Linked DNA regions of Homo sapiens: region 1 is linked to region 2. A link is a loop called in an ENCODE intact Hi-C map of the cell type or tissue named here. Cell type or tissue: PC-3. All regions are shown on one strand. Links, peaks and the distances in the headings refer to the core of each region. The heading gives the core; the rest is flanking DNA.

What was found. A loop is a pair of places that touch in the nucleus more often than their neighbours do. Peaks named below come from ENCODE experiments on the same cell type or tissue, not always from the same donor. Only the 100,000 strongest peaks of a DNase experiment are listed, where the experiment ranks them.
Region 1: a loop joins it to region 2, with 2.1 times the contacts of the local background. A loop is called at or near these places in 2 of 110 quality-filtered maps.

Annotation. Positions count from the first base shown.
Region 1 is chr3:172,645,871-172,650,273 of GRCh38, reverse strand. NCEH1 (neutral cholesterol ester hydrolase 1) reads left to right here. Exons shown (of 5, transcript NM_020792.6): 2 at 2,160-2,388. Among named protein-coding and RNA genes, the nearest start is that of LINC02068, 52 kb to the right of the region's middle. In PC-3, for the core only: no CTCF peak of the experiment used is centred there; a DNase peak (open chromatin) is centred at 2,133.
Region 2 is chr3:172,559,769-172,564,171 of GRCh38, reverse strand. It overlaps LINC02068 (long intergenic non-protein coding RNA 2068), which reads left to right. Exons shown (of 4, transcript NR_146714.1): 4 at 3,103-3,271. Among named protein-coding and RNA genes, the nearest start is that of LINC02068, 34 kb to the left of the region's middle. In PC-3, for the core only: no CTCF peak of the experiment used is centred there; DNase peaks (open chromatin) are centred at 1,151, 2,111 and 3,911; H3K4me3 peaks cover 1,129 bases; H3K27ac peaks cover 2,951 bases.

The sequences.
Region 1 (4,403 bases), core at 147-4,146, 86 kb before region 2:
GCCTTGGCCTCCCAAAGTGCTGAGATTATAGGCATGAGCCACTGCACTCAGCCAAATTGTCCCTTTTCTAATCAGCACTTCTACCCCCACACCACTGTGTTGCTATTGTAAACAATGCAGATGGTTGTTCAAGTATTCTGTGAATGCAAGCGAAACATAAGCTAACATGGAGAGATGTTTCTGGAAAGGTGTGAACAAATTGAGTCAAACCCGCATGTACTCAGAGCATGCATTACATAAAGGAAACTCGAGGTGGGCTCTCTTATAAAATGTACAGTCTTCTCATATCTGTCATATAAAGACAATTCACTTGTTTTACAGCTTCATATAGTTAAAGAAACTCATGTAATTTGTCTCAAGTGTTTAAGAAAGTCTTCATTTAATTAAAAAGAAAAGTACAGTTCATAATATAACAGAGCCAGGTCTGCCATTTCTTTGTTCATATTTCATCGTTTCGTGCCAGTCAAACTACCTGTCCTGTGACAAGTGGAATGGAGCTTGCATGTTCCCTATTAATTGATAATGGTGTTAACAAGGGTTTATTATATCTACTCTAGAAACTTTGGAAATACAGTGATTCTTAGCTATTCCCTGGCAGATCTCAATATTCTCTAAATTAGACTAACATTTTACCACAAAACTCGAATGGTAATTGCCTTCTTCCAATTTACCAAAGAACTTAAGTTGATAGTTAGAATCCTCTGTGCAGTACATGTGTGAACACATATGTGCATGTACACATGCATAAATTAGTATCAAAGACATGAACAGTTTCAACTTGTTCAGTAAATTGGGCAGTTGATGTCAGGGCACATGTAGAAGTTGAATTTTCTTAATATTCATTTGCTCTGCTGCTGCTTATACTTGCCAGCGAATAATATTAAAGGAATTCCTAAAATAGCTGTTCATTGTTTGATTAACTGCCTCTTGTTCTTGTTTTTCATTAACATTTGCTAATGCTGTTATAATATAGTGCTTTCTAACTCTTTTCATGACAGGACAGGACATATATATATGTGTGTGTGTATATATATATATGTATGTATATATAAAATATACACACACAGTTATAATGTTTATATGGGACACTGGGGTAAAGGGCTCAGGAATTTGCCCAGAGGCTGAGGCGATGAGCACACACGGACCCTCTTCAAGGTGTACCGTCGTACGCTGTGCACAGCCTGAGAAGCTGTAAGGTGCCACATCGCAGACATCATATAGTCCTGATTTCTGCTAGCAACATTGTTTCCGTGATCTTATGATCATTAATCACCAGTGTTCTGTTTCATCATCTACAAAAGAGCACTGTTACTCTCCAGCTGTTCCCCTTCCTGATGAACTTGCGAAAGTGGAGAGAAGGATATAAACTCAGAAGTGTCTTTGCTTGGTGGGTAAATTAGGTCTCCTTGCTATGTTCCTTCTGCAACCAAATAACTTTCTGCGAACACTTAATGCAGAGCTTGATACCCTGAGGGTTCAGAAGGGAAGAGACCATCAGGCAGTATGGTCTTTGCCTCATTTCTAAAAAGCTTCTGGTTATATCTGAGCTGAGCTGCTTCTAAATGCCAGGGCCTCCCTTGACAATGTTTCTTTTTTCTCACACGCTCCTTTCAAAAGGACAAGACACATTTAAAGATACAATTAAATATATTGAAGTTACAAAGCAATTTAAAGAAATTAAGCAATAAGACACACCCAAATATATGTTACAAAGGAATTTAAAGAAATTAAAGTAAATAGAACATTTTCCTCTTTTATTTGCATTGAAATAAAGTATTATTTCTTTACTCCTAGTATGTTATTGGAACTGTGATATACTTATTTAGAAAAAAAAGGTACTGAATCCTGGAATTCAAACCTAATCTTAGGTTTGAGTCCCAGAACTACCACTTATCCAATGAAATGAACAAGCATAGTTATTGTTTAAGCCTTCTCAATAAAATGGGACTGATGATACCTGAGGAGATCTCATGTATGAAAATATTTTGTCCAAAAGCAAAAGGTAAATACAATTGGTTTTTGTATTAAAAGGGCTCAATGAGCCCTCCAGTCCAGTGGCAGCTGCTTGTAGGAATTCAGACACTCAGTTGGTGAGGGCAGCTCTGGTGATGCCAAGTTGACGTGCGCCCTCCCTCTTTATTTCCTCCCTCGCCCTGCAGAGTAACCTGATCCACTACCTGGGACTGAGCCATCACCTGCTGGCACTGAATTTTATCATTGTTTCTTTTGGCAAAAAAAGCGCGTGGTCTTCTGCCCAAGTGAAGGTGACCGACACAGACTTTGATGGTGTGGAAGTCAGAGTGTTTGAAGGCCCTCCGAAGCCCGAAGAGCCACTGAAACGCAGCGTCGTTTATATCCACGGAGGAGGCTGGGCCTTGGCAAGTGCAAGTGCGTCCTGGTCACCTTCAGATGGTTTGTTGTTGTGGTTGGCCTTGGGGGAGATGCGTAACTGAGTTTGGCTTTCTTAGTGGGAAAGAAGGGGACCATTTATCTAGGTTCCCCTGGATGGTCCCAGTTACCCCTGTTGTCCCAGCAAAATTATGACTAGTGCCCCCTTTTCACTCTCAAAAGGGTCCTGGTTTGGGTGATAAATTAAATGGTTATCCTTTGTAAAGGTTTTTTGCTTGTTAGTTTGTTTGTCAATTCAGGTAGACTGTTGTAAAAATATTTCCTATGATCTAAATCACAGACTAACTTATTGTGCAGTGCTGATACAGCTTTCTGCACCAAAACAAGGTGAAGTTTCACCAGGCACGCATATGGGGAATTATCTGTGCTTCTTTTGCCAACTTGTGTTTTGAAGATATATTTCTATGAAATAGACCAGGTATTCCTTAATACACATGTTAACATTTTATCTGCTTATGAAAGCAAAGGTAAAAATATATGCAACCATTCAAAGGAAACAATCTTGCAAAGTTCAAGAATATTTTCTTTAGATTTGGATGATTTTTATGAGTAGAACACATTCAAAATGGCAGGCAGCCAAACAGAGCCGCCCAGAAGAGAACCTCCCAAGGCGGAATTCGGGGTCTTGTCTCTGCTAATAAATGATCATGGAGCTACTTCCTCATCTTCAGTCCAGAGCTTTTGGCATCCCCTTAGTTTAAAAGCAATGGCAACTTGTTTTTTTTATTTTATCATTATGTGATTTTTTTTTAAAAGCAACAAAGGTCAAAAGGTTTGACTTTTTCTAGTAATCTTATTTAATTCCATATCCGTTGTTTATTCTTTTATTCAGTGATTTTTTTTCACATTTTCAATAGCTGTTCATGAGTATGTAGGTTTGCCCGAGACCAAGGGGTTTGCTGGGCTGCAGGTCTTTCAGTGCAAAAGCTCAAACAGTTGTGGGCAAGTCTGGACCATTGGTCAGTCTAAGGTGTGCTCGGGTGTAGGGATACAAAAATGAATAAGAAGGAGTTTCTGCCTTAAAAGAGATTGAATCTGTAGCATTGGACGCTTGCCAGGAAAAACATTGTACTGGAGGACAGCAAGTATGGGTGCCAGGAATGGGATGGATTACAAGAGTCAGCCTGGCCTTTTCTGCATAATTTTGACTGATCACTTCTGCCTGAGGAAGAACTTGAGCAGGTGGAGGTAACAGGTGTCTATGTAATTCTTAAGCTTCCGATTCTAAGACTGCCTTGGAAACCCTATAAATAAGGAAATGTTTGGCTCTCAGTTGGCACAATATAGATCTTAATTTACTGAGAGTAACTAAGAATTAAATTCTTACATATTAAATTGGTTCTGTTACTGCAGACCTTTGGAATCCTCTAAGAAATGCTAAGACTTCCTAAAATTCTAGTTTTTTACGTGTTCATTTAAAGAAAATACCATATTCTTCAAATTGATCACTTTACTGAACTGCAGCAAATGAAGTGTTAAAAGAGCAAAATTGTTAAAATTATTATTTTTAGACATAAGATCTCACTCTGTCACCCAGGCCAGAGTACAGTGGCTCTATCACAGCTCATTGTAACCTCAAACTCTTGGGCTCAAGTAATCCCCCTTCCTCAGCCTCCCAAGCAACTGGGACTGCAGGCGTGCACCACTATGCCTGGCTAATTAAAAAAAATTTTTTTATAGAGGCAGCATCTGGCTATGTTGCTCAGGCTGGTCTCAAACTTCTGACCTCAAATGATCTCCTTCCTTAGCCTCCTGAAGTGCTGAGATTACAGGCATGAGCCACCACTCCCAGCCTAAAATTGCATGATTCTAAGGAAGAGACTGCTTATTTGCTGTGATTTTTTTTCCAGAAAGATGTATACATTTGAAGAGCTATAAAATCAGGATTAATTTGGTGCATTTCATATAGTCCGTTATGAAATAAATATTTAGATAGTAATATATTCAAAACTAAACTATGCATTTCCTGTTATATAGTAGTTGCATGTTATTAG
Region 2 (4,403 bases), core at 208-4,207:
CTTACACCTTGAAAAAAATTACTTATAGTCTCTGAGTTTTAATTTCTTCTTCTATGAGAGAGACAGAGAGAGAAAGAGAGGAAAAAAAGAGAAAGAGAGAGGAGAGAGAGGACACTCAGGTTGCAGAATAGTTGAGAAGAATAGATATAAAATACAATGCACTTAGCATAACGCTTAGCAAGGTTAAGGTGAAAAGAAGGCAAATTACTGTGAAAGTAGCGCCCATCAGTACTTCGTGTGAGTCTCCATGAGGCAGGTAGATAAATATTTATTATTATCTGCATTTTATATGTGGCAATCATCTCCAAGATCACATAAATCAAACCAGTTATGAGGGTGGTACCTGCTTTGGGGTTGCCTTTTTATTGTTTTTTCTTCTACATTATGGCTATAACCTTGTGCTTTCTGCCTGAAGAATTCACTTCACATTTAAACGTATATACAGTTTTGTTTACATTTCTCATAGGTTCAATTCAGGTCAAAATGTGACCACACAAAAGGTAATAAGAGCCTCTATTTAATATCAGTTAAATCATCTGTTCTTTTATCTTCTGGGTTGAAAAATAAGTTCCCAATAGCAAGAAAGGTGACCTGAGTTCAACTGCAAAACAAAGTCATATATCAGTGCTGTAGGCACCAGCAATAAACATTTCTTTAATTTGAATTCAGGGGCATTCTCACCATCAGACTAGTACAATCAAAACAACATTGCTTTTCTACCGAGTAACCTTCACTTTGACCAGTGACCGTACAAACATGTATGATTCATTTCACTGAAAATATATCACCTTGAAAACCTCCCTGAGTGGCCAATAAGTTCATTTCTGTGACACTTAGTTTTCTGATTGCACCTTAACTTTTACCAAACTGTTTCTCAGATCTAGATCTTTGCCTTTTGAATACACTTGCCAAAGTATGAAGTAAAAGTTATTTTCTTTGGTTGTTTATTCTTTGGTTAGGTATTACATAATCCAGAAACCACAGAAAAACAGAACATTGTTAAAGTTAAACAGCTTAAGTTGCCTAATAACTTGCGAAAAGCCAAATTAATAGGAAAGAATGCCAATAGGAAGCTCTCAAGGCAGCTCCTATTCCTGGAATTTTCCGTCTCAGGAAATCCAGGCGTAGGATAGTAAAACCACTCAGACGTAATCACCCTGCCTTATTCCTCAGATGAGTTTCTCTCTCTCTCTCTCTCTCTGTCTCTTTTCTCTCTCTCCCCCACTCTCCCACTCCGCCCTTTTACTGTTTCCTGACTCATTTCCTCACACTTTTTGTGGAAACAAGTTAACATTAATTTTAAAAGTGAAAGCTGGATGCCTATGAATCTTAAAACAACTTTTGAGAAAAAAAAAAAACCTCTTTGTCCTTCTTCTTACATATAAATGCAGGTAATATTATGGGGTCTTTGCTTGCTTTACTTCTTTAGCAAGACAGGACCATTGTTATTAGGATTCTGCACTAAGCCATACTGACTTGATGTTCATCATCAAGGCCAGCTGTGGCTCCATTTATTTTATTTTATTTTTTATTATTTTTTGAGATAGAGTTTTGCTCTTGTCGCCCAGGCTGTAGTGCAGTGGTGCGATCTCGGCTCACTGCAACTTCCGCCTTCCAGGTTCAAGTGATTCAGCCTTCCAAGTAGCTGGGATTACAGATGTTCGCCACCACGCCCGGCTAATTTTTGTATTTTTATAGACATGGGATTTCACCATGTTGGCCAGACTGGTCTGGAACTCCTGACCTCAGGTGATCCACCAGCCTTGGCCTTCCAAAGTGCTGAGATTACAGGCGTGAGCCACTGCGCCCAGCCTCAATTTTAAAATGGGTAAAGTTGAGCTTCATTTCCTCCTTCTCAAAAATGTTTTCCATTTGCCCCTGATGACTCTTGAGTTTCAGGTTCTGTAGATCTTTTCAGTCAATGGTAAAAACACTTTGACAAACTCACTCATTCATACCAGATATTGGCGACCTTATATATAAGTGTTCCCAGAGCACTGCCACTTTCAGAGACTATATTAAAATACAATCATGTGCCGCTTAACAATGATGGGGATGTGTTCTGAGAAATGTGTCATTAGGTGATGTTGTCATTGTGTAAATATCGGATTGTGCTTACACAAACCTAGATGTTATAGCCTTCCAGACCCAGGCTATAGTTTATTGCTCCTAGGCCACAAACCTGTACAGCATGTTACTGTACTAAATACTGCTGGCTATTGTAATACAATGTTAAGTTACAGTAAAAATATGATACAAAAGATAAAAATGCTATGCTTGTATATGGAGCTTGCAGAACTAGAAGTTGCTGTGGGAGAGTCAATGATTGAGTGAGTGAATGTGAAGGCCTTAGGACATTGCTCTACACTACTGTAGACGTTATAAACACTGTACACTTAGGCTACACTAAATCTATTAAACTTTTTTTTTTTTGAGACAGAGTCTTGTTTTGTTGCCCAGGCTGGAGTGCAGTGGCACAATCTCGGCTCACTGCAACCTCCACCTCCTGGGCTCAAGCAATTCTCCTGCCTCAGCCTCCTGAGTAGCTGGGATTACAGGTGCGCGCTACCACGCCCGGCTAATTTTTTATATTTTTGGTAGGGACGGGGGTTTCATCATGTCGGCCAGGCTGGTCTCGATCTCGTGACCTCGTGATCCACCCGCCTCAGCCTCCCACAGCTCTGGGATTACAGAAGTGAGCCATTGTGCCCGGCCACATTTTTTCTTTCTTCAATAATAAATTAAACTTAGCTTCCTGTAACATTTTTAGTTTAAAAATATTTTAATTTTTTTTAAACTTTGTGATTCCTTTGTAATAACACTTAGTCTAAAACACATTGTCTAACTGTACAAACATATTTTCTTTCTTTATATTCTTAGTCTATACGTTTTTCTCTATTTTTAACAATTTTTATTTTTAGTTTTTAAACTTTTCATTAAAAACAAAGACACAAACACACATACTAGCCCAGGTCTACACAGGGTCAGGATCATCAATATCACTGTCTTCCATCTCTATGTCTTACCTCGCAGGGAGACGGGGGCAGTAACATGCATGATCACCAGTATCACTGTCTTCCATCTCTATGTCTTACCTCGCAGGGAGAGGCGGGCAGTAACGTGCATGGAGCTGTCACCTCCTATGACAACAACACCTTCTGGAATACCTCCTGAAGGACACGCCTGAGGATGTTTTACAGTTAACTTTTTAAAAAATACATAAGTAGAAAGAGAACACTCTAAAATAAAAATAAAAGGTATAGTATAATAAACACAATAACAAAGTCACTTATTACTATCAAGCATTGTATGCTGTACATAATTGTATGTGCTATGCTTTTATATGACTAACAGTGCAATAGATTTGTTTACACCACCATCACTAAGGGCATGCAAGTAATGTGTTGTGCTACAACATACTACAACTATGATGCCACTAGGTAACAGAAAATGTTCAGCTCCATTATAATCTTATGGGACCACCTTCCTAGATGCAGTCTGTCATTGATGGAAACGTTGTTACACAGCACATGACTATAGACTAATAGCCATAGATTTATAATATGGGAGGATGTACTATATATGCATTGAAAAGAGCTCTGGAAGGATACCAATACATTACCAGAGGTTGCTTCTGGGCCTTAGGGTATGTGTGGTTTTATATTTTCTCCTTTGCACTTTTCTGTGTCGTATCCAAAATTTCAACAACATAATACATTTACTGTTAGGAAAAATAACCTATTAATTAAAAACAAGATACAGGAAAGAGGGAAATGTTGCAGCTAGCCACAAGGTTAATAACTTATTTTAAAACATGTTAGGAACTATTTATTCATTTGTTTGATTATTCATTCAAGAAATATTTTTGATTGCCTAATATGTGCTAGGAATTTGGCTATGCTCTGAGGCTAACAGGTGAACAAAGCAGTGATTTATTTGCTCTTCTTTGCATTGGTCGCTATAGGAGGAGGCCAATAGATGCTATCGCATGAAAATAATAATTGTTGCTGGGCGTGGTGGCTCACACCTATAATCCCAGCACTTTGGGAGGCCGAGGTGGGTGGATCACCTGAGGTCAGGAGTTCAAGAGCAGCTGGCCAACATGGTGAAACCCTCATCTCTACTAAAAATACAAAAAGTAGTTGGGCGTGGTGGTGCACACCTATAATCCCAGCTACTCAGGAGGCTGAAGCAGGAGTATCACTGCAACCCAGGAGGTGGAAGTTGCAGTGAGCCGAGATCACACCACTGCACTCCAGCCTGGGTGACAGAATGAGACTCCGTCTCAAAAACAAACAAACAAAAGCAAAATGAAAATAATAATTTTTTTTTTGAGACTGAGTTTTGCTCTTGTTGCCCAGGCGAGATCTCGGCTCACTGCAACCTCCGCCTCCCAGGTTCAA